3 separate regions of the Homo sapiens genome follow, and regions 1 and 3 are each linked to region 2. The links are chromatin loops, found by intact Hi-C in ENCODE. Cell type or tissue: heart left ventricle. All regions are shown on one strand. Links, peaks and the distances in the headings refer to the core of each region. The heading gives the core; the rest is flanking DNA.

Evidence for each region. A loop is a pair of places that touch in the nucleus more often than their neighbours do. Peaks named below come from ENCODE experiments on the same cell type or tissue, not always from the same donor. Only the 100,000 strongest peaks of a DNase experiment are listed, where the experiment ranks them.
Region 1: it touches region 2 in a loop (11-fold over the local background); 101 of 110 quality-filtered maps call a loop at or near these places.
Region 3: a loop joins it to region 2, with 4 times the contacts of the local background. A loop is called at or near these places in 13 of 110 quality-filtered maps.

Annotation. Positions count from the first base shown.
Region 1 is chr17:81,252,269-81,258,361 of GRCh38, forward strand. SLC38A10 (solute carrier family 38 member 10) reads right to left here. Exons shown (of 16, transcript NM_001037984.3): 12 at 805-972; 13 at 1-415. Among named protein-coding and RNA genes, the nearest start is that of NDUFAF8, 16 kb to the left of the region's middle. RefSeq lists enhancers at 1-80, 2,439-3,130. In heart left ventricle, for the core only: CTCF peaks have their summits at 1,225 (motif pointing right) and 2,777 (motif pointing right); a DNase peak (open chromatin) is centred at 2,873.
Region 2 is chr17:81,480,364-81,487,967 of GRCh38, forward strand. LINC01971 (long intergenic non-protein coding RNA 1971) reads right to left here and starts at 1,103. Exons shown (of 2, transcript NR_184097.1): 1 at 819-1,103; 2 at 162-562. RefSeq lists an enhancer at 3,266-3,916, a cis regulatory region at 3,820-4,617 and silencers at 3,975-4,384, 7,556-7,604. In heart left ventricle, for the core only: CTCF peaks have their summits at 4,119 (motif pointing left) and 4,325; DNase peaks (open chromatin) are centred at 1,188, 3,172, 3,445 and 4,058; H3K4me3 peaks cover 1,837 bases; H3K27ac peaks cover 679 bases.
Region 3 is chr17:81,140,575-81,146,667 of GRCh38, forward strand. The region is part of intron 1 of AATK (apoptosis associated tyrosine kinase); the gene reads right to left. Among named protein-coding and RNA genes, the nearest start is that of MIR1250, 10 kb to the left of the region's middle. RefSeq lists a silencer at 2,217-2,266 and an enhancer at 2,533-3,033. In heart left ventricle, for the core only: a CTCF peak has its summit at 2,317 (motif pointing right); a DNase peak (open chromatin) is centred at 2,337.

The DNA.
Region 1 (6,093 bases), core at 1-5,000, 230 kb before region 2:
TCCCCTCCACCCACCGCCAGGCCGTTCTGCTGCTCAGACAGCACTGCCTGGGGCCGAGGATGCAGGCCCCTGTCTCCTGGCCCCAGGTCCTCCTTTGCAGGCTGGACAGCTGGCTGACCATCTGCTTCTGGAACTTTCTGGGGATCTTCAGGAAGATCACCCGCCTCCTCCAAGGCCTGGGCCTGTCCAGGCCTCTTCCCAACCTCTCCCTGCTCCGGCTCTTGTTTCTCTCTTTCTGAGTCGGGCAGAGGCGGCGCCATCTGGCCCTGGACCCCTGGAGCCTTTCCGCCCGCGTGTCTGGATGGAGGTTTGTTCTCTTCTGGCACCTCTCGGTCTTGGCCTTCATCTACCACCACCTTGTCGTGAGGAACAGGAGGCTCGTGGCGGTGGGCCTCGCCCACAGGCACAGCAATCCCTGCAAGGGCACGGGGGACAGATGGGGTCAGGCTGAGGCCCCTCCTTCCCTTCCCAGGGAATTAGAACTGGGTTCTTCCCTGGGTTCTGGCTCCCAACAGTGTGACACAGGCCAACAGATACCACCTCCCCTGCCGGCCTCCCTGCTGCCTGGCCAAGCACAGCTGATGCTAAAGTTCAACAGGGGCAGCTGCAAACAAGTTGCTCTGGGAGGGGCAGGACATTCATCTGAATTGAAAGACAGAGAAAACAAAAAGGACCAGAACTTAGGCTGGGCTGAAGGGAAAAAGATACACACAGCCCTGAGAGCCACCCCGCAGGGTGTCCAGCCTGCAAAGGAGGACCCGGGGCCGCCCTTCCCCATCCGCACCCCCAGCCAGTGCCCAGCACCTTGCCCAGGGCGATCGAGCTGTGCCTCCTCCGGTGCCTCCTTGCCATCTTCCCGTCCAGGCACATCCACGGGCCCCTTGATCTGGGCCTGCTCCAGCTCCTCTCTCTCCTTCGGCAGCTTCGGCTTCTCCCGGCCATCCTCAGCCACGGCCACAACCGGATCCTGGGCTGGGAGCAGGGCACAGTTAGGGAACTGCACTGCCAAGCAGCTCCAGGAGCGGGGCAGCTCTCCCTGGACTGTTACCATATTTTCCAGCCAAATGGCAGAGTCAAAGCAGTTTCTTTTTCCTGTTCGATCATTAGCAGCTAAGTAGCACAGAAAACTGTCATTTTTCATGTGTATTCACAACAAAAATATGTCAAAATGCGATTTACACCTAACTGGGGGCAGGGAGAACTAGACTCCATGTAATACTCAGTCATTACCACCAGATGGCGGCACGAGCCCACCGACCCACTCTCCCACAGTCCCCTCCATTACCATCACCTCCATCATCACCGTCATCACCGTCACCTCCACCACCACCACCACCATCACCGCTATCATCACCATCATCTCCATCCCTACCACCATCAACATCACCATCATCACCATCATCTCCATCCCTACCACCAACATCACCATCATCACCATCACCATCACCATCATCACCATCTCCATCCCTACCACCATCACCATCATCATCACCGTCACCATCATCACCATCTCCATCCCTACCACCATCACCATCATCATCACCGTCACCATCATCACCATCACCGCTATCATCACCACCATCTCCATCCCTACCACCATCACCATCATCATCACCATCACCACTACCATCACCACCATCACTGCCAACCCTACCATCATTGCCATCACCTCCATTATCGTCATCACCACCACCATCTCCATCCCCACCACCATCGCTGCATCATTGCCACCACCTCCATAATCATCACCTACATCACCGTCACCTCCACCGTCACTGCCATCACCTCCATCATCGTCGTCACCTCCGTCACCACCACCACCACCGCCATCACCACCTCCCTGTCCCAGCAAGGCCATATGTCCACTGAGACAGGCGCTGCAGCCGAGGGGGACTCAGGTGAAGCTGTCTGAGGAAGAATTCACACAGAGTCCAGTTCAGAGCAGCAGATGGGGCCTCACCAGCTCCCATAGGAGAAGAAAATGGGGACAATTAGCTTAGCTTTCTACCAGCCTTCTAAGAGCAGCCTGATATGTTAGTCTAGGGAAACAGACAGTTACACTGTTGTCAGTTTGGAGTTGAGAGTCCTAGACAAACTGTAGAGGGAAGGTACCACCCTACTGGGTAATAAACTAGTTAACAGAAAGCAGACGCTAGGCTCTACAGTTTAGTTAAAGTAACAAATTCAACTTTTTTTTAAGATGGACTCCTGCTGTGTCGCCCAGGCTGGAGTGCAGTGGCACAATTTCGGCTCACTGCAACCTCTGCCTCCCAGGTTCAAGCAATTTTCATGCCTCAGCCTCCTGTAGCTGGAATTACAGGAACCTGCCACAATGCCTGGCTGATTTTTGTATCTTTAGTAGAGACAGGGTTTCACCACGTTGGCCAGGCTGGTCTCAAACTCCTGACCTCAAGTGATCCACCCGCCTCATTCTCCCAAAGTGCTGGGATTACATGCGTGAGCCACCGCGCCTGGCCCAAGTGACCAATTCTATAAGCGTATGGCCACCCGCCTGAGCAGGTGAAAACATACTGGTCTCCATCACACGATTAGGCTTCGGCAGAGGCCCCATGCGGAAACAAGCCATAACTGTCAATCAAGAGGGCCTGTCCAATGGATTACTAAGTGAAGAAAGGGAGGCTGGGGAGGGGAAGGGAAAATATAGCAAAACAAAGGAAATCTCCGTTGTCATAGGACAAGTTGCCTCAGAGCAGTCATTTTCTCAGCAGGAGCAAAATTCAGTTCCTCAGGCCGTGAATGACCAGTCTGGGGCTCCAGGGGGAGCTCTGTGTGGGTGCAGGAGCCGCGGGACGGGAAGTGAGCACGGTGAGCCGGGAGCTGCCCCAGAGGTCCCTTTGGAGAACCTCCCGGGAACGCCACGCCTCTCAGCGTTCTGCAAGTGTTGCTGGATTGCACGGGCACCTGCAGGAAGGCTGTGCGAGTGTCCTGGCTCCCCGCCGCCTGCAGCAGCTGACCAGCCAAGGGCTGCACTCACAGCCTTCATGCCCGGCGCTCTGCAGCTGTCTGCGGGCAATGCACACAGCCTTCTCCACAACGGAGCCCATCTTTGCGTCAGGGACAGTTTGCCGGCAGTGCCTCTTGGCTGCAGTAAAACTAACACAAAACTTCAAAATCAGCAACTGAAAAACGTCCGAGTGCTGCCAGCCGCTTCCACTCTCAACATGAACACAGGTTGCGCAAAGACAGAAAGGGGCCCTGTATGGGGAGTGCCCCCGCCAGCTCACGACTGAGCTCCTCGGGAGGGAGGAGATCTCTGGCATCCGAATTTCTTCTCCTAGAAGGCCAGCAACACACCCGGCTAAGCCACAGTAGAGGCGGCCACGGCCAAGGGGGATGGCTCCACGCACGCCCCCAGGAACACCCAGCAGAGGGTGCTGCCGCAGGGCAACCATCCTCCCTCATTTGGCTTCAAAAATCGCCTCCAGGCCAGGCATGATGGCTCACTCCGGTAATCCCAGCACTTTGAGAGGCCGAGGCAGGAGGATCACTTGAGGTCAGGAGTTCAACACCATCCTGGCAAAACCCTGTCTCAACAAAAATACAAAATTAGCCGGGTGTGGTGCCGCGCCTGTATTCTCGGCTACTCAGAGGCTGAGGTGGGAGAATTGCTTGAACTTGGGAGGTGGAGGCTGTAGTGAGCCAATATCGTGCCACTGCACTCCAGCCTGGGCGACAGAGCGAGACTCCATCTCAAAAAAAAAATCATCTCCAGTCACAAGAAACCACGACCCGTGACCATCATTGGCACGTGGTGCCAGGAATGCTGTGTTTATGCTGTCCCAGCGGCTCCTCACTGCCAGGTGCTGACGCAGGTTCCCAGCTCCTGGCACCCACAAAAACACACACCTTCCTAACAAGTGACAGAGGCCACAACTCAGCCACGGCGGAGGCGGATCCCTCAGACTTTCCTCCCTGCTGTCTAGTCGGGCATGGAGGCCCCAAGGCTGCCAAGGCCACAGCTCAGGGCTCGGTCTTTGGAGTCAGACATGCTCGGGGACTTGGAGGTGGTGACCTGGAGGGGAAGGGGCAACATCTAATGCATCCCCAACCCCACATTCAAGGCTGGCGTCCACCCCAGACCGGAGGCCAGCACGGACGGGCGGGGAGGCCAGCGACGCTGCCGTCCGGACCCCAAGAGTCGGCAAGGTGGCTCTGCGGGCTGCCGGCTTGGACCCGCCATGGCTCCCTCTGTGCACTTTGTGATCAGTAAAGGTGGAGACAGTCACATCAGACGGCCCCCAGACGAAGTGACTTTTAAACACACTCCCGGCATCCCACGGACGGAGTGCCTCATCCACTCAAGTGCCGCCCCAAGTTCAGGAGGAGGCTCGGGATCCCAGGGCGCCACACTCGCAAGAGGTGAGAACAATGGCCGCTGACGTGACTTCAAAGCTAGTCCCTGCTTTTAGGCAACTTTTCTAAGAGCTGATTTCTGACTTTCCCTTGATGCTGCCATGAGAAAGTATTACTCATGAAGGGCTTGGCTTTACAGCCCAATCTTGAGCACACAGCTGACCAATGACCTCATGGTCTGATCTTTGCGAATGTGAGGGGGAATCCCAGGCTATCTGGCTCCTGGTACCCGGGTGTCTGGGCTGGCAACACAGCCAGGCCCTGGTACAGCCTCCGGCAGGCGGAACCTCCTCACCACTGCTTTTGCCTCCGCCGTGGCTGGCACCACTGCTGTCTCCTGGGAGGCGGGAGAGGCTCCCAGTTCCTTCCACAGAGCACCGAATGGTCCGTGAGAAACAGGGCCACATGCTTCTCCCTTCTCTCCTCTGACTGTGGGGACAACGCCACCCTGCTGGAGCTCTCCTGCATGCCCTACTGAGAAAGTTTTCTTTTTAAGAGACAGGGTCCCACTCTGTCACCCAGGCCGGAGTGCAGTGGTGCCATCTCGGCTCACTGCAGCCCTGACCTTCCAGGCTCAAGCGATCCTCCCACCTCAGCATCCAGCCACCATACCCAGCTAATTTCTGTATTTTTAGTAGAGACAGGGTTTCACCATGTTGGCTGGGCTGGTCTCAAACTCCTGACCTCAGGTGATCCTCCTGCCCTGGCCTCCCACAGTGCTGAGATTCCAGGTGTGAGCTGCTGTACCGGCCCGGAGAAGGCTTCTGATAGCTCCTTTGCTGTGTCCCCCGCGCCTCTCCTCCTCTTATAATTTTGTGTCATGTTTCTGTTGCTGTCCTGAGATGGCAGGGAGCTGATTCCATTGTCTGAGATCACCCCGCCATCCGTGCAGGACCTGGCCGAATTCCGAAGGGCCCTGCCTCCTGCAGCCTCTGGCCTGTGTTGAGCCACGTGACCTGCCTCCACGCATGGGGGCTGTGTGTCCCCGCTTGGGCCTGAGCACACAGAACTGTGGCCATCTCTGCCCCCGCACCAACACACACGACCCGTCGACACCCAGCAGACCCTCCTTCTGTCCCACATCACCGCATTCTGGGTCCCTTCTCAGCCAGGCCCCTGCCTCATTTTCCCACGGAGCGGAAGTGCAGCTGTGCCTGCCCCGCTGGGGGAGCGGGGACGAGGGTGCCCGAGGGGTGCGGGCCCTGCTGTGCTGCCCCATGCAGCAAGGGAGGGGCGTGCAGGCACCGGGAGGACAGGGGACCTGCAGCTCCAAGAAAGGAACAGATGTCACAAAACCCGAACCCAGCCCTAGCCTTCAGGGTGCTAGAGAGAGCAGGTACGAACGGCCCGACTCCCAGCTTTCAAGGTAACTGTCTTCATGAGCCTTTGCAGGGACTCAGCCATGCTCACAAAGGCCTGTGAAGCCGTGCATGGGGCCCCGGCTGTGCGCGTCTAACCACGACACATGACATCTGCATGAGGATGGGATTCACGGCCACAGCCCAGGGCCACGCAGGACTCTCACCCAGTCAGCAGGTACCATCTTTGGCCTCTGCAGCATCAAAGAGACCAATAAAACTCCGCTCAGCAGTCTGACAGGGAGCGCACATCGGTGCAGGACCCTCGACCCCAGCTCAGCCTCAGCCCGGCAGCCCATCTATCACGGGGGAGCCGGGGGCTGGAAAATCAGAGACACGCTAAAAACAAGCAGCATGTGGT
Region 2 (7,604 bases), core at 1,141-6,140:
ACTCATCACTTTCAGGATGGGAAACCCTCCAAGGAAGGTCCCCTTGGCTCTGGGGTGGCTCCTAGTGGATCTGCAAGAGGCGGGGCCCAGCCTGGTCGTGCCCCATCTTAGGCTGCCTCTGCATGGGCTACACATCCACAAAACAAAGCAAAACAGCAACATTTTCTACGATGCTTTTATTCACACTTCAAAACAGGTGCTGGACATCTTCCCATTGCCCCATGCCAGCCCCTGCTCTGTGCCCCGGGAAGCTGACTGTAGGTACAGGATCCATGGGGCCTCGTTGCTCCCTGGCCTCCACCTAGTTCAGCCAATGCGTAGCCGGTAGACAAGCCAAGCGGTCAGGAGGGGTGAGGTCAGTGTACAGCAGCAGCTCCTCCCTGCCGGGTCGCTGTGTCCCTCTCCAAGGTCAGGGCTCCTGGAGACGGCCTCTCCTGTGGCTCCAGCTGCCCTCCAGGTCTCAGGGGGTAACAGCTCCCCTTTGTTGCTGGCCCTGGGTACTGCACAGCTCTCCTTTAATTCACGTATTTTCCATTTATTCAATTCTCCTCAAATACCCTGTCTGAGGGTGCCATAAAAATGTAAGACTGTGTCAATTGCCCATATCAAAAAACATGCTTGTACGTTCCACTTGAAGTAGTTTGGAGGGGAGACTAATGGAAACTAGGGGGAGGCTAGCCCCCAAGCCTCCGCTGAGGCCACCGCTGTCTGTGTCCCGAGGGCCCTGGAGTAGGAGGTGTCAATGACGGACTCAATGAATGAATGAATTGATCCCACCACCACCAGCGGCAGGCCCGCCTCTTCCTTCCACAGCCCACCTTGGCCTCCCCGCCTCGCCAGGTGGCAAGGCCTTCGCTCCTGGTCCCTGAGCGCCGCTCGCTTCCCTCCCGCGTGGGCAGGGGGCAGCCGCGACGCCGGCCCAGCGCCTCCGAGCCGGGAACCGCACAGCACCCGGCGATGGCCCCGAGCCCCGCGCGCCCGAAGCCACGGCGCCGCTCGCTGGGGGCCTCGGGACGGCAGGGACGGCTGGGGGTGGCGCGGACCGCGTCCCCGAGGCGCGTAGCGCGCGATCGAACCACGCGCCCCGCCCGCTGCGGTCCTCTAACAGCCCCTCGCGCCGCCCCACGTGGGGCCGCACGGGCTGGCGGCCCCCTCACCCGATTGGCCGCCGCACAGCCAATCAGAGAGCGGAGGCGATAGCGGCCGCGCCGATTGGCTGCGGCGGGCCGGCCCGGGGGAGGGGGCGGGACCCCTTTTGTTCTCTCCGCACCTCCGGGTTCGCGCGACTGTGAGCGCCCCCGCCCCGGAGCAGGGGTCCGCGCTGGGGGTCCGGAGGGCGGGGGCGCGGCCCGACGCCCCACCCCCAGCTTGTTCACTGCCGCCAGGGCCCAGCGCCTGAAGCGCGGGTCCTTCGCTGGGACGAGCGCTTTCATCTCCGTCCCTCAGTTTCCCTCCCCTTGTCTTCTCCCTGTGTCCTGGGAGTTATGGGGAAGCTCAGCCCTTGGCAAATGAGCTTGGGACCTTCCTAAAACCTAAGCCAATGATAGGCCCGATCTTGCCTGAGAGGGGCACGTGAGAGACCCCCAAGCTGGAGAGGCAGATGTCCTGGTAACTCTAACCTGAGACCGTTTTCAGGGTGAGCCTTCTCCTAATCACGGCTGGGGCGTCTTCGTCCAAGGTGGGGCTGGATGGGGGTGGGCAGAGGCCCCCACAGTCACAGCCTGGCCAGCTGTGCAAATGCTCCCCTAAACCGTCCCCCGCTTCAGTCACTCAGCCAACCAATCAATCGCAGGGGCCTCCCTCTGGGGTGGAAAGTGGTGGCCCCAGGGACCAGGGACCTTCACAGGGAGAGAGGGCTGTGGTCCGGGCAGGGGCGTCAGGGGTTCAGCCTGGGTCTCCTGACCTCCAGGCCCACGTCTTCCCTTAGACAACACCTGAGAGCATCTCCCAGCGTGGCTGTGGCCACACACATCCCTGGGAGTAGGACGGGCCACCGCGCTGAAGCTGTGGATGCAGGGCTCCCAATCTGTAGGCGAGGGGCCTCTCCCCTGCAGGGGACAGGATCAGGACCCTGGGAGCCCTCAGTCCCCCTCCCAGCACTGATTACCTGGAAAACCCCCCGAGCCCAGGTTGATGAAGAAGGTGGGACCCTGACAGTGAGTGGCCTGAGCCTGGGATGGTAGCTTGACCTCATCTCCAAGGTCATCCTCCCAGACCTGGGAGTCTAAAAACATTAAATCCTTCAGAAGGACATATTTGCATCAGATCACTGTTCAGAACGCCACTGGTGCCATTCACGGAGCAGTCCCTGGGCTGAAGTGGCTGCTCTGGTCTGGTGAGCGGGGGCACCCACGCGAGCTCCCAGGCCCAGAGGCCTCCCCCAGATCCTGGTGTTAGTGGCCCATGGAAGGACTCCCAGCCCCAGAGGCTTGGCAGGTGTCTGCGGCTCCCCAGGGGTGGGGTGCTGGGAGGCTGACATCTGTGGAGTGTTTTTACTGTTGAACAAATTGAATCAATTAAACAGGCCCCATCGGGGTGGCTGGGAGCGGTGAACAGGAGGAAAGAGGGGAGCGGAGCCAAGAGGACAGCCTGAGGGCGTCTGTCTCCCCAGGCGGGGTTCAGACGCACCTCTTTCCCTGAATGTTCCAGGGCAGGAGACCCCCCGTGTTGACAAGAGGGAGGTGAGTTAGTGGAGGGGGAGTGGGAGGAAAGTCAGTGGGGACTGTCCCTGTTGTGTGTCCCCTGAAAGCACGCCAAGGCCTGTGTCTCCTACCCAGCCACCTCTGGGCTTCTCAGCCCCCAGCCCTGTGATGACCCTTTGGACATCCCAGCCTCCTTTCAAAGACATTTTATTGCTCTCACAAGGAGGCCTCCGGAAGCTGGGAGGCTCCAGCAGAGAAAGAGAGGAGGCTGCCTAGGGAGGCTGGAGGAGGCAGAGAGGAAAGAGGAAACATTGTGGGGGTAATAGCAAGGGCCCCGGGTCACCCACCTGGAGCGGAAGCCTCCCCCTCGGGCAGGCTGAGAATGACGCAGGCGCCGGCTGCTCTGTGACCCAGCTGACCGAGGGACAGCCCCTGCCTGGGAGCTCCAGCAGCTGCTGCAGCGTCCCTCCTGCCCAAGCAAGGGCCGCAGGGCCACCCCTCCAATCCGTCCCCAGAGGTCCACTGCCGCTGCCTCTCCTCCAGCTGCCGCTCAGGGGAGCGAGGTTTCTTGAGTCAGGCCACCGGCAGCGGGCGGCCAGCCCCTCTCAGCATGGCGCTTGCCCAGGGCCTGGGCTCCGTCACATGCCAGGACAGTGGTCACCGTCACCCTGGACAGACCACCTCTGTCCCTTTATGTCAAGTGACCATTATTGGGCCCCCTGAGGCAGACGAGCGTCTCACCAGTAAGCTCCCAGGGAGGACGGCGTGGTCAGGACCTGCCCATCCGCCAGCACTCTGGCCTCTAGGCCCGCAGGCTGAGGGCACCGGCGGGCACCAGAACAGGGGCTGGTTTGGCCGAGGGACCTGCTTCTTGGGCAGCACCAGGAAACAGCCGGAGACCCTCCCAGCGCCCACATCCATGGCGTGAGCCCCGCGTGGGTGCAGCCCCTTCCGCAGCCCGAATTCCAGGCCAGCCGCTGCAGGAGGGACCGCCAGCCAGGGGCGCAGGGCAGAGGGTGGGGGAAGGCGTGGCGCTCGCGCTCTCGGCTCTTGCTTGGATGGCGCCGGCTGAGGACCCCCACACCTGCGCTGCGGTGCAGAGGTCTTAGGATCCGAGGGGGCTGCCGGTCTGGGCCGGCGCGTTCAGGCCCCGGGCGGTGGGGCGGCCTCGGCGTGCGTGGCTCGGTTGCCTGCAGGCAGGCACGCGGCGCTGTGAGAAACGAACGTCCGTGACTTAGCCCACGGGACCGTTTCTGCATTTTCACCCCAACCTGGAGAGCTGCAGCACAGCCGCGGGACAGGAAGTCGCCGCCAGGTGGGTCAGGACTGCGACCTGAACTCGGCTCTGCGGCCTCCCGCTCCGGCCGCCGGTTCGCAATCCTGGCGTGAACCAGCAGATCAACCTCCGGCGCCCGCCACAGGCGCCCTCCCGCGGGAACCGGCAGGCAGGAGCGGTGCGGGGGCGCCCTCCAGCGGCCGTGGCCGGGATGGCGGCCTCCTGCCAGGCTCCAAGCGTGGCCGCGTGGGCAGCGCGCGCAGCCCGCCACGGAAAGACAGGCGCTCCTCCTGGGTGGGCCTTGGGACCCCTTCGCGCCCTGTGTGGCCGCCTCGTGGTGAGCACCCCCGCCCCTCCCTGCAAGGCCGGTGTTCCCAGCTGGAAGGGCAGGCAACCTGGGAACCAGAGGGAGCTGCTCTGGTTGGGAGGAAAAAGCCAGCTCGGTTCCCGCCTGAGCCCCGAAGGGGCGGGGCTGGGAAGGGGGCCTGGCCAGAGGGAAGGAGCACTCTGGGTTGGGGGTGCTGGGGGAGCACAAAGGCAGGAACTGGGGAGCATAAGGCCAGGAGATAGGGGAGAACCTAGGCAGGAGCTGGGGGAGCAGCCAGGCAGGAACTGGGGAGCATCGATGCAGGAGCTGTGTCGCGTGTTATCCCCGTCACGTGGAGTTGTGTGTCCTGCGAGGAGCACAGCATTTCAGGGCCTAGAGCCCCTCTCTGTACTGGAGCCGCCTGTGTGTGTCCATTCCGAATGAGCCATACTTCCCTCGCAGCTCTCCCAGTGGGATTGAGAACTGTTAGGCACACACCTGGTGAAGCATTGCTGCCCTTTCTGTTGGGGAGAAGCGGCCTTCTAGCGCAGAGAATAGCTGCTTCCTGGAACTGAAATCCTGCCGCATCCAGACCAAGAGCATGCTTGGAGCAGGCATCAGTGCACACACTGCTTCCGAAATTACAGCTATAAATTTTAAAAAAATTTTTTTTTCAAGGCAGGGTCTTGCTCTGTGGCCCAGGCTGGAGTGCATTTGCACCACCATGGCTCATGGCAGACTCAACCTCCCTGGCTCAAGCCACGCTCCCACCTCAGCCTCCCAAGTGGCTGGGACTACAGACACATGCCACCACACCTGGCTAAATTTTTTTTTTTTTTTTTTTGAGACAGAGTCTCACTCTGTCACTCAGGCTGGAGTGCAGTGGCGCAAACTCTGCTCACGGCAAGCTCCGCCTCCCGAGTTCACGCCATTCTCCTGTCTCAGCCTCCCGAATAGATGGGACTACAGGTGCCCGCCACCACGCCCAGCTAATTTTCGTATTTTTAGTAGAGATGGGGTTTCACCGTGTTGGCCAGGATGATCTCGATCTCCTGACCTCATGATCCACCCGCCTCGGCCTCCCAAAGTGCTGGGATTACAGGCGTGAGCCACCACGCCCGGCCTAGTTTGGGCAAGTTACATTTTTTTTTTCTTTTTTGAGGCTGAGTCTTGCTCTGTTGCCCAGGCTAGAGTGCAGTGGTGTGATCTTGGCTCACTGCAACCTCCACCTCTCGAGTTCAAGGGATTCTCCTGCCTCAGCCTCCCAAGTAGCTGGGATTACAGGCACCCACTATCACACCTGGCTAATTTTCTTATATTTTTAGTAGAGACAGGGTTTCACCATGTTGGCCAGGCTGGTTTCGAACTCCTGACCTCAAGTGATCGGCCCGCTTCGGCCTCCCAAAGTGCTGGGATTATGTGGGCATGAGCCACCATGCCTGGCCCATAATTTTTTAAACTGTGATACATTTTGCCATTTTAACCATTTTTAAGTGTACACTTCAAAGGCATTGAGTACATTTACCATGTTGTGAGACTCTCAACACTATCCGTCTGCAGAACTTTTTTGTCATTCCAGAGACTATCCATTAAGCACCAACTTCCTTTTCCCTCTCTCCCCAGCCCCTGGCCTTGCCCTCTCCCCCCAACCCCTGGCAACCTCTTACCTACTTTCTGTTTCTGTACTTGCCTATTCTAGATGTTTTATAAGTGGAATCAGACAGACGTTGTCCTTTGTGACTGGCTCATGTCACTTAGCATAATGTTTTCAGGCCATCTGTGCGTGGTGTGCGTCAGAATTTCCTTCCTTTTTAACGTTAAATCATAGTCCATTGTATGGAGGGACCACATTTGTTTCTCTATTCATTTATGGATGGAAACGTGGGTTGTTTCCACCTTTTCTCTGTGGTGAGTATCGTTGTGGTCAACATTTGGAATAACTCGTGTTGAGCACACTGTTCGTGTTCCTGCCCCTAGTTCTCTGGGTGTGTGGCTGCGCGGAACTGCTGGGTAATTCTACCCTTCGCTCTTTGAGAACCGCTAATGTGTTTTTCACGGCGCATGCATTGTATGAGAGCTCCAGTTTCTCCACATCCTCACCAACGCTTACTGTTTTTATTATTGTTCTTGTTATACAGCTTTCATTTTTATAAAAAGCAATTTTTTTTTTTGAGACGGAGTCTCACACTGTCACCCAGGCTGGAGTGCAGTGGCACGATCTCGGCTCACTGCAATCTCCGCCTCCCAGGTGAAAGCGATTCTCCTGCCTCAGCCTCCCAAGTAACTGGGATCACAGGCACCCGCAACCACGCCTGGCTAATTTTTTGTATTTTTAGTAGAGGTGGGGTTTCACCGTGTTAGCCAGCATGGTCTCAATCCCCTGACCTCGTGATCCGCTCACTTCAGACTCCTAAAGTGCTGGGATTACAGGCGTGAGCCACAGCCCCCGGCCCAAAAGCAGTATTTTCGTACAAACAATATACTAACGCTAACTGAAATAATTAACAAATTACAGATTAAAAAAAAATTTTTTTTTCTTTTTTTGAGACAGGGTCACTCTGTCGCCCAGGCTGGAGTGCAGTGGCACCATCTCGGCTCACTGCAACCTCTGTCTTGCCCAGGCTCAAGTGATTCTCCTGCTTCAGCCTCCCGAGTAGCTGAGATTACAGGCGTGCACCAGCACGCCCACCCGGCTAATTTTTTTTTTCTTTTTTTTTTTTGTAATTTCAGTAGAGACGAGGTTTCACCGTGTTGGCCAGGATGGTCTCGAACTCCTGCCTGGGGTGCTGGGATTACAGCCGTGAGCCACTGTGCCCAGTCAAAATATTTTTTATTTACCTCCAACCCCACCACCTAGAGATGACCACTGCTCATTTTTGTTGATGGTATTTGGCAACAGGCTTGTCTGCTTTCTAAGCACTGTTGTTTTGTTTAGAGACAGGGTCTCCGCTCTGTGGCCCAGGCTAGAGCGCAGCGGTGCAATCACGGCTCACTGTAGCCTCCACCTCCCAAGCTCAAGCGATCCTCCCGCCTCGGCCTCCCAAGTGGCTGGGACCACAGGCGCGGGCCCCCTCCAGCCAAGCATTGTTTTTCTGACCCGCAGGATGGGAGCAGGGAGAGCGTGGCTGGCCGGGGGTCCACCGGGAGGCCCTGCGAAGGGCAGGCCCCGGCCAGGCGGGGCGCGGCTCCACGTCTCAGCCGGCGCTTCTGCGCACGGGCTCACTACTGGGGGCGGCCGGGATCACGGACTCGCTGGCCTCGTCTCCGGAGCGGAGGCGGGCAGCTTGAAGGAGCGACCCCGTGGGCCGGCGCATCCCTCCCCAGGCCCCGAGACCCGGCGGGAGACGGACCCTCCCCATGCCTCGCCGCGGAGGCCCGC
Region 3 (6,093 bases), core at 1-5,000, 340 kb before region 2:
ATCCCGAGGGTCTTTGGATGAGGGAGGCAGGAACTGGAGATGAGAGAAGTGACTGCAGAATCAGAGACCGTGGGGCCGGGGGACCGTGGGGCCGTGGGGACCATGGGGCCGTGGGGCCGTTGAGCTGTGGGGCGGTGAGACCGTGGGGCTGTGAGCCGTGGGGCCGGGAGACCGTGGGGCCGTGAGCCGTGGGGCTGTGGGGCGGTGAGACCGTGGGGCCGTGAGACCGTGGGGCTGTGAGCCGTGGGGCCGGGAGACCGTGGGGCCGTGAGCCGTGGGGCTGTGGGGCCGTGAGCCGTGGGGCCGTGGGGACCGTGAGCTGTGAGCCGTGGGGCCGTGGGGCCGTGGGACCGTGGGACCATGGGGCCGTGAGCCGTGGGGACCGTGAGCCGTGGGGCCGTGGGGACTGTGAACTGTGGGGCCGTAAGCCGTGGGGCCCATGAGCCGTGGGGACCGTGGGGACCATGGGGACCGTGAGCCGTGGGGCCGTGGGGGCTAGGAGCCGTGGATGCAAGGGGCTGGAAAGGCCAGGGGTGGACTCTCCCCAGAGCCCAGCCTCCACCACATTGACTATAGCCCATGAAAGTGACTTTCGGCCGGGCGCGGTGGCTCACACCTGTAATCCCACCACTTGGGAGGCCAAGATGGATGGACCACCTGAGGTTAGGAGTTCAAGACCAGCCTGGCCAACGTGGTGAAATCCCGTCTCTACTAAAAATACAAAAAACTAGCCGGGCATGGTGGCGTGTGCCTGTAATCCCAGCTACCTGGGAGGCTGAGGCAGGAGAATTGCTGGAACCCAGGAGACGGAGGTTGCGGTGAGCTGAGATTGAGCCACTGCACTCCAGTCTGGGCGACAGAGACTCTGTCCCCCCCAAAAGAAAAGAAAGTAAGTGACTTTCAATTTCTGACTTCCAGAACCTACGATAATAGACTCCATGAAATCTGTAATCAGTGGCCACAGGAAACTCATGCAACAGCCCTTCCAAGGGGCTCCCCAGCAAAGCCTCTGTGGTGTCTGCCCCCAACCCCTGTGCCTCCTGGGACACAAGACAGGCCCAGCAAGGGTGGGGGTGCCATGGAAAGCTTGGTGGCTGGGCAGGTCCCCAGAGGGCCGCCATCAGTCCTCAAAGACATGCTCAGATGCAGTGGCTCAGGCCTGGCACCAGCTGGTCCCAAGGTGGGGTGGTGAGGGTACATCTGCTGTGCACACGTGGCTGGACGCGCTGGGGGCAGGTCCAGGTCAGCTTCAAGGACTCTGCCCAGGCTAACCCTAGAGGCCTCTAGTGCCAGCAGTTACTTACTTTTTTTCTTTCTTTCTTTTTTCTCTCTCTTTCTCCCTCTCCTTCCTTCCTTCCTTCCTTCCTTCCTTCCTTCCTTTCCTTCCTTCCTTCCTTCCTTGATAGAGTCTCACTCTGTCACCCAGGCTAGAGTGCAGTGGCATGATCTCAGCTCACTGCAACCTCCACCTCCCCAGTTCAAGTGATTCTCCCACCTCAGCCCCCCAAGTAGCTGGGATTACAGGCACCTGCCACCATCACCCTCGGCTAATTTTTGTATTTTTAGTAGAAATGGGGTTTCACTATGTTAGCCAGGCTGGTCTCAAACTCCTGACTTCAGGTGATCCACCCACCTTGGCCTCCCAAAATGCTGGGATTACAGGCATGAGCTACCAGGCCCGCTCTTTTTTTTCTTTTTTCTTTTCTTTTTTTTTTTGAGACAGAATCTTGCTCTGTCACCCAGGCTGGAGCGCAGTGGTGCAATCACGGCTCATGGCAGCCTCAAACTCCTGGGCTCAAATAATCCTCCCACCTTAGCCTCCCAAGTAGCTGAGACCACAGCCTTGCACCACCACACCCGCTAATTTTTACATTTTTTTGTAGAGACAGGTCTCACTATGTTGTCCAGGCTGGTCTCAAACTCCTGGGTTCAATCAATCCTCCCGCCTTGGCCTCCAGTTTCAAAGTTAATGTCTATTTGGCCATTGTCCAGCTCTGGAGCATTGGCTCTGCTGAGAGGTTGGGGTGGGAAGAGGCAGAGCCAGCCACAGGGAGCTGGCAGGGGACCAAGAGCAGGGAAGAGAAGGAGGTGCTTGGGGTGGAGACACCCCCACAACAGGCTGCCGGCTTTGAGTCAGTCCCACCCTCCTGGGAGTGGCTTCTCACCTGTGAGCCTCCCTGAGCAGTAAGGACCCAGCCCCACCCCCGCCCCAGCCAGCCAGCCTCCCTGTCCCCGTCCCCCAAAGTCCACTTGACTTGTAACCACCCTATCCACGGAGGTGTGGACGCATCATCGGCGTGACCCTCACGCCCACCAGGTGGCACTCTCAGCCATTTTACACACGCAGTGGAAAGGACAGGAGGCTCCTGGGACTCTGGGCCACACACAGAGGAACAGGGAGGCCAGCTCCAGGCACAGCGTGGCCTGAGCTCAAAACACAGGCGTGGTCCAGGATGGCGCCTACTCAGCACAGAGCTGGGGGATCCCAGCTTGGGGTGCTGCCGTCCGCAGCGTTGCCGGCACACGGCCTTCCCTCGAAGGCCACGGGAGAGTTCCGAGAGTGGCCTGGCTGAGCCTGAGAGTGGCCCCACAGCCCAAGCCCTTGGCCACACCTGGCTCGATGAGCCCCCACCCCCGCAACGTGCACACGTCCCAGGCGGAAGCCGCCTGCAGCAGCCCCAGGTCCCAGGCAGCCTGTGCGGGACCCTGGAGTCCCAGGACACGTCACCTGACCTGGCCCAGCTTCTACAGGGCTGTCCCTAGGACCGGGTGCTCACTGCAGCACAGGGTGGCCCTGGTCAAAGCCAAGAGCTAGTAAGTTTTCTGTGTTGGGTCCAAATGCACTTCCCCTCAACCCCATCCAGCTCTGCCTGGGGCCATGCAGCCCCCACCCCTTGTGTCCACGCAGCCCCTGCCTCCCGTGTCCACGCAGCCTCACTTCCCCCAGCCATGCAGCCCCCACCCCCCGTGTCCACGCAGCCCCAATTCCCCCAGCCATGCAGCCCCGCCTCCCGTGGCCACACCTGGTCCTCCAGCCTCCTCGACCCCTCTGGCTTCACAGCCTCTCTCCTCAGCACGTCGCCCCACAGTTAGCAATCCCCACCCCTGATGAGGCCAGGACTGTGTGGAGTCCAGGGGCCCCACGGTGGGTGGCCATGGGGTGTGATCCCCACGGGGTAAGGCGAGGCCTCCACTCTCTCCACCCACACTGCCTCTTCTGGAACCTTGGGCCCTGCCTGCCCGGGGCTCCAGGCTCTGCTCACCCGTCGGGTGTGCCTGGCATGCATGCCCCGTGGGTGCGGGCGTGACCCCCACATGCTAGCTCAGTCTGAGGTTCCAAGGCTCCCAGCCATTCCCCCCACAACAGCAGGTGCACCCAGGGTGAGCACGGTGCCCAGGGTTGCCCCTGCATGCTTCCTCCACCCAAGCTGCCTTCCTGCAGGGACGGGTGGCCAGGGTGGCCAGCACATAAGGTGTGGCTCTCTGCCCCCACCCCTGTCCCCGCTCGGCCCTTCAGGAAGCTTCCTGCTAAGTGGCTAAGTGCACCCCTCCAGGAACTTGGGGCTCACTCCCCTCCCCGAGGCAGCCTCTTTCACCTTTTGTGGCACCAACAGCCAGCGTCTCTTGCACAGACCCAGCCTGGCCCACACCTCCCAAAAATGCCCCCAAAATGTCCCCAAATCACACAAACAAATGGATCAGGATCAGCAAAGCTGCAGATAGGAGCCTGGGGGTAAAGGTCAAGGCCCCTTGTCCCAGCCCCACACTGCCCTCCCCATCGCTCTGTGCTGGTCGGGTGTTCACACCTGGGGCAAGGTAGCCAGGACCCTGGGGAGAGGGTGGCCACATCATCAGGGAAGAGCAGGCCTGTGGGTGGCCGAGAGGACACAGTGGCCCCTGGAGGCACCCCCAGGCGGGGCCGCTGCAGCTGGGACAATGGAGGGGCAAGGGGGCCGGGCAGGGGGCCCGCAGGAGCCCACAGGGCTCCCTTGAGAGCCGCCCACCCACTCTCAGTGCCGCACCCCCGGCCATTCACATTTCCAGCGTGGGAGGAGTTCGCCTTCACTGTTACTAAAGCTTCTGTCTTCATCAAATCCACACCGGAGAGTGTGGCAGAGTCTGAGAGCCCAGCTCGCTCCTGTGAATCACAAGCTACGAAGTCCAGCGTGCTGGTGCCCATTAAAGACACTGCCTTAGATGAAGCTCCCGGGTGAAAGAAGCTAACAGCGTGGAAAAAGAAAGCACAGACAGGAAATCTGCCCTTCCAGCGTCAAAAGCTACAATAATTAGAACCTCACAGTGCTGGGGCACAAACCCACCAAAATCTGGGCCTGGCCACGCAGAGGATTCCACACTCCATGAAAAGCCTGACTTCAGGCCGGGCGCGGTGGCTCACGCCTGTAATCCCAACACTTTGGGAGGCCGAGGTGAGTGGATCACTTGAGGTCAGGAGTTCGAGACCATCCTGGCCAACATGGTGAAACTCCGCCTCTACTAAAAACACACAAATTAGCCAGGTGTGGTGGCAGGTGCCTGTAATCCCAGCTACTCAGGAGGCTGAGGCGGGAAAATCGCTTGAACTCCCAAGGTGGAAAATGCAGTGAGTCAAGATTGTGCCACTGTACTCCTGCCTGGGCTATCGATAGAGTGAGACTCCATCAAAAAAAAAAAAAAAAGAAAAAGAAAAAGAAAAAAGAAAAAAATAGCCTGACTGCATAACTTCAGATTAAATGATTCTAAGATAGATTACAGCATCTTAAAAGAAAATAGGTAAATATTAGATTTCTGAATGGAGAAGGATTTGTAAGCTAAAAGCAATGGAAGGGATCGCAAAAGAAAATATTGAAGGCTTTGGCTCCGTAAAAATGTCTGTTCCGGCTGGGCACAGTGGCTCACGCCTGTAATCCCAGCACTTTGGGAGGCTGAGGTGGGCAGATCACCTGAGGTCAGGACTTTGAGGCCAGCCTGACCAATATGATGAAACCCCGTCTCTACTAAAAATACACAAATTAGCCAGGCGTGGTGGCATGCTTCTGTAATCCTAGCTACTCGGGAGGCTGAGACAGGAGAATTGCTTGAACCTGGGAGGCGGAGGTTGCAGTGAGCGGAAATCGTGCCATTGCACTCCAGCCTTGGCAACGAGAGCAAAACTCCATCTCAAAAAAAAAAAAAAAAAAAAAGGGTGTTCGATAAAAGCCCTCAAATTAAAGGCACACAGCGAACCGAAAAAAGCAATTTACAGAAAATATGTCGAAGAGCTGATGTCATGACTACACAGAGCACACAATCAGTAAAAAATAACAAATACGTTAAGACCCCAAACATAAACAAGACTGAGCGCGGTGGCTCACACCCACAATCCCAGCACTTTGGGAGGCCGAGGCAGGCGGATCACTCGAGGTGAGGAGTTCGAGACCAGCCTGGGCAACATGGCCAAATCTCTTCTCTACAAAAAAATACAAAAATTGGCCGGGCGTGGTGGCGGACACCTGTAATCCCAGCTACTTGGGAGGCTGAGGCAGGAGAATGACTTGAACTCAGGAGGTGGAGGTTGCAGTGAGCCAAGATCACACCATTGTACTCCAGCCTAGGCAAGAGAGCGAGACTCCATATTAAAAAAAAAAAAAAAAGAAAAAATTAGCTGGGCGTGGTGATGCACACCTGTGGTCCCAGCTACTCAGGAGGCCGAGGTGGGAGGATCACTTGAGCCCAGGAGGCGGAGGTTGCAGTGAGCCAAGATTGAGCCACTGGACCGCAGCCTGGGTGACAGAGAGAGACCCTGTCCCAAAAACAAAAACCACAAACAAGCAAACTACGTGAAGTCAGCTCACAAATGAGGAAATACAAATTGCCCAACCCGGCAGGGCACGGTGGCTCACACCTATAATCCCAGCACTTTGGGAGGCCGAGGTGGGTGGATCACTTGAGGTCAGGAGTTTGAGACCAGCCTGGCCAACATGGCGAAACCTTGTCTCTACTAAAAATACAAAAATTAGCCGGGCATGGTGGCAGGTGCCTGTAGTCCCAGCTACTCGGGAGGCTGAGGCAGGAGAATGGCTTGAACCCAAGAGGTAGAGGTTGTAGTGAGCCGCC